Linked DNA regions of Homo sapiens: regions 2 and 3 are each linked to region 1. A link is a loop called in an ENCODE intact Hi-C map of the cell type or tissue named here. Cell type or tissue: CD4-positive, alpha-beta T cell. All regions are shown on one strand.

The links. A loop is a pair of places that touch in the nucleus more often than their neighbours do. Peaks named below come from ENCODE experiments on the same cell type or tissue, not always from the same donor. Only the 100,000 strongest peaks of a DNase experiment are listed, where the experiment ranks them.
Region 2: a loop joins it to region 1, with 10 times the contacts of the local background. A loop is called at or near these places in 27 of 110 quality-filtered maps.
Region 3: a loop joins it to region 1, with 5 times the contacts of the local background. A loop is called at or near these places in 26 of 110 quality-filtered maps.

The regions. Positions count from the first base shown.
Region 1 is chr12:98,489,686-98,492,185 of GRCh38, forward strand. The region is part of intron 3 of LINC02453 (long intergenic non-protein coding RNA 2453); the gene reads right to left. Among named protein-coding and RNA genes, the nearest start is that of TRD-GTC1-1, 13 kb to the right of the region's middle. RefSeq lists a silencer at 846-1,140. In CD4-positive, alpha-beta T cell, a CTCF peak has its summit at 1,474 (motif pointing right); a DNase peak (open chromatin) is centred at 1,486; H3K27ac peaks cover 328 bases.
Region 2 is chr12:98,652,562-98,655,061 of GRCh38, forward strand. All of the region lies in intron 4 of APAF1 (apoptotic peptidase activating factor 1), which reads left to right. Among named protein-coding and RNA genes, the nearest start is that of APAF1, 8.5 kb to the left of the region's middle. In CD4-positive, alpha-beta T cell, a CTCF peak has its summit at 1,497 (motif pointing left); a DNase peak (open chromatin) is centred at 1,530.
Region 3 is chr12:98,589,441-98,591,940 of GRCh38, forward strand. It overlaps the pseudogene PPIAP8. Among named protein-coding and RNA genes, the nearest start is that of SLC25A3, 3.0 kb to the right of the region's middle. In CD4-positive, alpha-beta T cell, no CTCF peak of the experiment used is centred here; no DNase peak of the experiment used is centred here.

The DNA.
Region 1 (2,500 bases):
TTCCCAAAGTGCTGGGATTACAGGAGTGGGCCACAGCACCAGGTCAGATTGTAAAACTTTTAATTTTTATTTATTTTTTTTATTTTATTTTATTTTATTTTATTTTTTGAGACGAAGTTTCGCTCTTGTTGCCCAGGCTGGAGTGCAATGGTGTGATCTCGGCTCACTGCAACCTCCACCTCCCAGGTTCAAGTAATTCTCCTGCCTCAGCCTCCCAAGTAGCTAGGATTACAGGCGCCCACACCCCCACCCCATGCCTGGCTAATTTTTGTATTAGCCAGAGATGGGGTTTCACCATGTTGGCCTGGCTGGTCTCGAACTCCTGACCTTCAGGTGATTCACCTGCCTTGGCCTCCCAAAGTGCTGGGATTATAGGCGTGAGTCACCATGCCCAGCCAAAAATTTTATTTTTTACCTTTTTAAGGTGCAAGACTCTCAGTAAATTCTCTCCTGGTTAAGGAAAAATATCTGGAAAGGGAAGGGGATTCTCTACTGAAAGTAGATTTTCCCCACAAGAGACACCTTTGCAGGGCCATTTCAAAATGTGTCAAAAATATATATATATTTTTTGGGGTAAACTACTTCAATTTACTTCAGGGCCTGCTGTCTGTCATGTTGGTATCTTACTGCTACAAAAAGCCTTCTTTGTCAGACTTATGTTAATGCTGGTCAGATGTGCCTGAATCCCAAAGGGACTCTGTCCCAAAGGGAGGAGAGTATAATGAGGCTTGTCTGACCACCTGTTCCCATCATGACATGAACTAGCGTTTCAGGTAACTTTGGAATGCCCCTGGACAAGGAGGCATCCATTCAACTGATTGGGGAGCTTAGAATTTTATTTTTGGTCTACATGGTAAAGCTTAAAGTTGCGGAAATCATTATCCTCAGTCAAGCTAAAGCCTAGGTATCCAGACCTCTCTTTCACCTAATTTATTTGCAATTAATCCAAAGTTCTAGGCCAGGCACAGTGACTCACACCTGTAAACCCAGTCCTTTGGGAGGCGGAAGCATGGAGGATCACCCGAGGCCAGGAATTCAAGGCTGCAGTGAGCTAAGATTGCACCACTGCTCTCCCGCCTGGGTGACAGAGCAAGACCCTGTCTCTAAAAGAAATTTTTAAAACAAATAACAAAGTACTGGTTTATGCTGTATTTATAAAACAACATATGTAGTAAGATTTTCTTAGTTTTAGAACCCAGAAAGCTGTGCCAAATGCTTTGAGAGTTGACTTATTTCCTATTAGGTTTTTTAAATACTTGCAGTCCAGATACTGCTTTTAATTTTTTAAAAAACAGTATCCATACTTACAGGCTCTGATTAAGTTTCAAAGACTAAGCCTGCCATGCTTGTCGGTGTGTGATTCCTTCCTCTAAGATTCCAGACATTCCCGTCTCCAGGCATCACTGTGTCGGGGGAGCGCTGTGTGAAAATGGCTGTGATCTTTGTGCGGTTTGTCCGGTTATACCTCACTGGGACACCAGAGGGCGCAAGGAGGGCCAGCACTTGTTTTTCTTTAAATCTCGAATCAAAGTCCATGCAGAGAACAACAAAAGACCCGGAACACAGGGGCCTTGAGACAAAGGGACTCAGGGGAAAAGGCTGCACGCCCTGTTTTACTGAAGTGGAATTTGCTTCTTCACCCTCCTCACCTCCTCACCTCCTCCCCACCTTAAGGAACTAGAAATAAACAACTTAAGCTGCAAAATAATGAAATCTGGCTAACAAGGAAAACCAAACTAGAATACATTACTCAACATGTCATAGGCTAAGAGGACTATCACAAATGTACATTTGAGCTATTTGCTTTGCCTAATATTAATAACTTTAAAGAAAATTTTATTGTTTGCTTTTCTGAGTTCAATATATGCACATAGTAGAAAATTTAGAAAAGGTGGAATAGCAAAAAGAACAGCGATCATCAACACACTCTTAACCCAGATATAACTACTTTTAATATCTTCAGCTACTTCTTTCCAGATGTTTTCTTCTTTCTTTCTTCCTTTTTTTTTTTTTTTTTTTTGAGACGGAGTCTCACTCTGTCCCCATGCTGGAGTATAATGGCGCGATCTAGGCTCACTGCAACCTCCGCCTCCCAGATTCAAGTGATTCTCCTGCCTCAGCCTCCCGAGTAGCTAGGATTATAGGCACCCACCACCACGCCCAGCTAATTTTTGTATTTTTAGTAGAGACGGGGTTTCACTCTGTTGGCCAGCCTGGTCTCGAACTCCTGACCTCAAGTGGTCCTCCCGCCTCAGCCTCCCAAAGTGCTGGGATTACAGGCATGAGCCACCGCACCCAGCCACCAGACGTTTCCAGTACTTACAAATGCATAGAAAAAAAATGGGATTCTGCGTGCTATTTTGTGCTGGTTCTCTTCTTATTTTCTAGATCACTAACTTCATTTTATTGATAAATTCTGATAATAAAACTTTGCTAATCATATGAGTTAATCACAGGTAGGAGAATAAGAAATTTCAAAAGCTACAGGCAGCTTTTTTCC
Region 2 (2,500 bases), 160 kb after region 1:
GCTTTTTAGGAGTTTCTTATATATTCTAGACATTAAACTTTGTTGGTTTTAGACTTTTATTTTATTTTATTTTATTTTTTTTGAGACGGAGTTTCGCTCTTGTTGCCCAGGCTGGAGTGCCATGGCGCGATCTTGGCTCACCACAATCTCTGCTTCCCAGGTTCAAGCGATTGTCCTGCCTCAGCCTTCTGAGTAGCTGGGATTACAGGCACCCACCACCACGCCTGGCTAATTTTGTATTTTTAGTAGAGACGGGGTTTCTCCATGTTGGTCAGGCTGGTCTCGAACTCCCGACCTCAGGTGATCCCCCTGCCTCGCCTCCCAAAGTGCTGGTATTACAGGCGTGAGCCACTGTGCTCAGCTGGTTTTAGACTTTTAAATACCTTATTTTAATTTGCCATCTGATTAATTTTTTTCCTGGGTGTTCTCAGTAGACGAGAACTCTGATGTAGTCAAACTAATCAGTTTTTTTTTTTGTCTTCTAACTTGTGTTTCCTGAGTTTTGTTCAAGTAGTCCTATTACAGTCTTATTATTCATATTTAGTTCTTTATTCTCTGGAGTCTGCCTTTGTATGTCCACTAATTCAAGAATAGGTGCTTTCCCAAAGATAAATTTTAATCTCTGGAGTTCACTTCCATTCTCAAATACAGGAACATTGGATTTTTGACATTTAATTGTATTGCAAAACCTTTTCTTTTAAAAGTACAGATAATATAAGAGATCTAAATTTGATTAAAATTGTGGTTCCTATGGAAATGTTTTCTTTGGGTGGTGATTGGCATAAATTAAAGAATATTAAGTTGTTAACTTTTAGCTGGGTGTGGTGGCTCGTGCCTGTAATCCCAGCACTCTGGGAGGCCGAGGTGGACAGATCATTTGAGGTCAGGAGTTTGAGACCAGCCTGGCCAACATGGTGAAACCCCGTCTCTACTAAAAATACAAAAATTTGCTGGGCGTGGTGGCGCATGCCTGTAATCCCAGCTACCCAGGTGGCTGAGGCATAAGAATCGCTTGAACATGGGAGGCAGAGGTTGCAGCGAGCCAAGATTGCACCACTGCTCTCCATCCTGGGTGACAGAGTGAGATGCCGTCTCAAAAAAAAAAAAAAAAAAAAAAAAAAAAAAAAAAAATATATATATATATATATATATATATATATATAGTTTTTAACTATTTATGTCTATACAGTTTTAAGTAACCCAGTTGTCTTTTGAAATTTCAATGCTTTAATTTTTTCTTATTTGTAGGGAAATAGTAAAGAATTGACGTATCTTTAAATACAGTAGTGACATTTTACATTACTGTATTCGTATGTTGGTTTTTAATCATGGATGCTTTCTTCATAGGCTGTGTTCCTATTTGTTTCTGTCCTTTCCAAGATTTCTTTGTGTTATTAGATTATTAATTGCTACCAGGATAAGCCTCCTGTGAAAGTAGTGTGGAGTTTTCCCTGAATAAAGGCAACTTTTCTCTGAATTAGTTTCTCTGAGTGAATTGTAAATACAGCCTCCTCATGCAAAGCTAAATTGCTCCCTCTTGTGCCCATAGTCAAGATGTTTAGATTCTTTCTGAAATGTGGAATTAATGGTTCAGTTTTTAACTAAATGTTATATTGTGATGGTTAGAGATTTACATATCAGATGGTCATTTGGTCTGTTTGCCTTTTTAAAGCTGGTAGTGTTTTCTCTTTTCTTGCATGTATTTAAATGCCCTAAATTTTTAGTTATACATTTAGGGAAAAAGGCCTTTGACCCTAGGTAATAGGTACATAAATTAAAATATGAAAGAATTTACTAGGTAGCCATATCAGGATGCTTTCTTTACCTTTAATCTTGGGATGATTTTTACAAATTTTATTTTATTTTATTTTATTTTGAGACAGAGCCCCATTCTGATGCCCAGGCTGGGGTGCAATGATCTCAGCTCACTGCAACCTCTGCCTCTTGACAGTCCCCCTGCCTCAGCCTCCCAAGTAGCTGGGACTACAGGTGTGTGCCACCACACCCGGCTAATTTTTGTATTTTTAGTAGAGATGGGGTTTCACCATGTTGGCCAGGTTGGTTTCGAACACCTGACCCAAGTGATCCCCTCGCCTCGGCCTCCCAAAGTTCTGGGATTACAGGTGTGAGCTGCTGTGCCTGGCCGATTTTTACAAATTTTAGGTAGTACAAATTTAAAAAAATGGAAACTTAAGGCAACAGATAGTTTATTTGTCTGTTTTTGTTTGTTTAAATATTTTTAAAGTAGTATTTTCTTTTTTTTTTTTTTTTTTTAATTTATTTTTTTATTGATAATTCTTGGGTGTTTCTCACAGAGGGGGATTTGGCAGGGTCATGGGACAATAGTGGAGGGAAGGTCAGCAGATAAACAAGTGAACAAAGGTCTCTGGTTTTCCTAGGCAGAGGACCCTGCGGCCTTCCGCAGTGTTTGTGTCCCTGATTACTTGAGATCAGGGATTGGTGATGACTCTTAACGAGCATGCTGCCTTCAAGCATCTGT
Region 3 (2,500 bases), 100 kb after region 1:
TGTTTAAAGTTAGGGCAATGTTTTGAGACCCAAAATTTTGGAATAGTGACACCTGGGCAGATTATGATTCCACTAGGACCATGAACCCCCATATTCTTTTTTTTTTTCTTTTTTGAGACAAGATCTCTAACTGTTGCTTAGGCTGGAGTACAATGGCGCGATCTCGGCTCACTGCTACCTCTGCTTCCCAGGCTCAAGTGATCCTCCCTCCTCAGCCTCTTGCGTAGCTGGGACTGCAGGGGCATGCCACTATGCCTGGCTTTTTTTTTTTTTTTTTTTTAAGAGACAGGGTTTCACCATGTTGTCCAGGCTGGTTTTTAACTCCTGGACTCAAGAGATCCACCTACCTCGGCTTCCCAAAGTTCTGGGATTATAGGCGTGAGCCACCATGCCCAGCCAGAACCCCTAAATTCTGTTGAGCCTCCTTGTCAGTCAAAGAAGCCCTTCCTCTCCTGTCTGAGGAGGTTATGTTCCTCGTCCCTGTGAAATCTGTAATGGCCTCACCTGAGGTGGTTGCCTGGCGGGATCTGCTGATTCTTCTTAAAACCTACTGTCCACTTTGGGAGGCCGAGGCAGGTGGATCACCTGAGGTTGGGAGTTCGAGACCAGACTGACCAACATGGAGAAACCCCATCTCTACTAAAAATACAAAATTAGCCGGGCATGGTGGCGCGTGCCTGTAATCCCAGCTACTCCGGAGGCTGAGGCAGGAGAATTGCTTGAACCCGGGAGGCAGATTTGAATCTCCACAGTGGAGAGTTATGGTCCTTCAGGCAATTTCCCTACTTGTGTCAGGTTGGAGGCCGAGAGCCTCTTGAATGTTAAGGAGGCCAACCCCCTTGTCTTAGTCCATACCTGCTGCAATAACATCACCTAAAGACGGATAAAAGGATTTTGTATCCTCTTTTGGGTAGAATTAGCTTGTTCACAATTGTCCAAGGGACAGCTGCTTCATGTTAGGTAGAAGTCTGATTTTGCTCTTTAGTTTTTGTCTGGAAGTTAAATATGATTACAAGAGGTGTTCATTGATGCCATGTTGACAACCGATAGACTCTGGTACTTTTTTTGTTGCTGTTGTTAATTAGTTTTTATTTCATAATCATAAACTTAACTCTGCAATCTAGCTAGGCATGGAAAGGAACAAGGAAAACATAGAACCCAAAGGGAACTGCAGTGAGAGCACAAAGATTCTAGGATACTGCGAGCAAATGGGGTGGAGGGTGCTCTCCTGAGCTACAGAAGGAATGGTCTGGTGGTTAAGATAAAACACAAGTCAAACTTATTAGAGTTGCCCACAGTCAGCAATGGTGATCTTCTTACTGGTCTTGCCATTCCTGGACCCAAAGCACTCCATGGTCTCCACAATATTCATGCCTTCTTTCACCTTGCTGAAGACCACATGCTTGCCATCCAACCACTCAGTCTTGGCAGCACAGATGAAAAACTGGGAACTGTTTGCGTTGGGTCCAGCATTTGCCATGGACAAGATGCCAGAAACTGTATGCTTCCGGATGAAGTTCTTGTCATCAAATTTCTCCCTGTAGATGGACTTGCCACCAGTGCCATCATGGCATGTGAAGTCTCCACCCTGACACATAAACCCTGGAACAATTCTGTGAAAGCAGGAACCCTTATAGCCAAATCCTTTCTCTCCAGTGCTCAGAGCATGAAAGTTTCCTGCTGTCTTTGGAAACTTGTCTGCAAACAGCTCAAAGGAGATGCGGCCCAAGGGCTCCGTGTCAAAGAACACGGTGGGGTTGACCATGGCTGATAGCACAGGGCTCCTGGCAGCAGCGGTGCCTGCAAAGCCCAGTGGTGTTTTTTTTACCATGTCAACTTAGCTAGGCTAGAACCACATTTCCTAGATTCCTTTCCCTGCATAGTTTTGGGTTAGGGCTAGCTATAAGAGAAATGTGTGCAGTTTGGAAGGCAGAAGTGGAGCAACAGTCATTACATTCTGAAGGTCACCAGCTCCCACATGGGGTAGGAGCTGGGCCTGCAGCTCCTTCAGTTACCACTGTATCTTCTAGATCAACTTCTGTGAGTTCTGGGCCACGAGCATGTGCAGCCCCATGGTGAAGGGTACCAGCTGTTCCAGCTGAAAAAATGTGCAGCAAAGGGTCACGGTATTACCCGGTGCTGGGGGAAGGGAATAGGAAGATTCACTACAGTCATATATTTTTACATAATATTTGACTTTTTCATGACAAAGGATTTTTAAATTAGAAAAGCACCATAAAGTTGAATTAACCAAAAAAGAGAGAGAGAAAGTCCAGACCCTTCAGTGACTACCTCTGTCTACATAAGATCAGACTCCTCAGTCTGGTATGTGAGGCCCTGGACAATCAGGTGCTAGTGTACTTTTTTAACTTTATCTGTCACTACTTCCCTTCCTGTGCCCTCCACTCTGGAATTCTTCCTGGGACTGTAGGACTTTAGTTGGGCCAGAAGGGCTGGGTCTGGGATAGGGTTGCTTAGAGAGTGCCGTGATGCCGCAGCC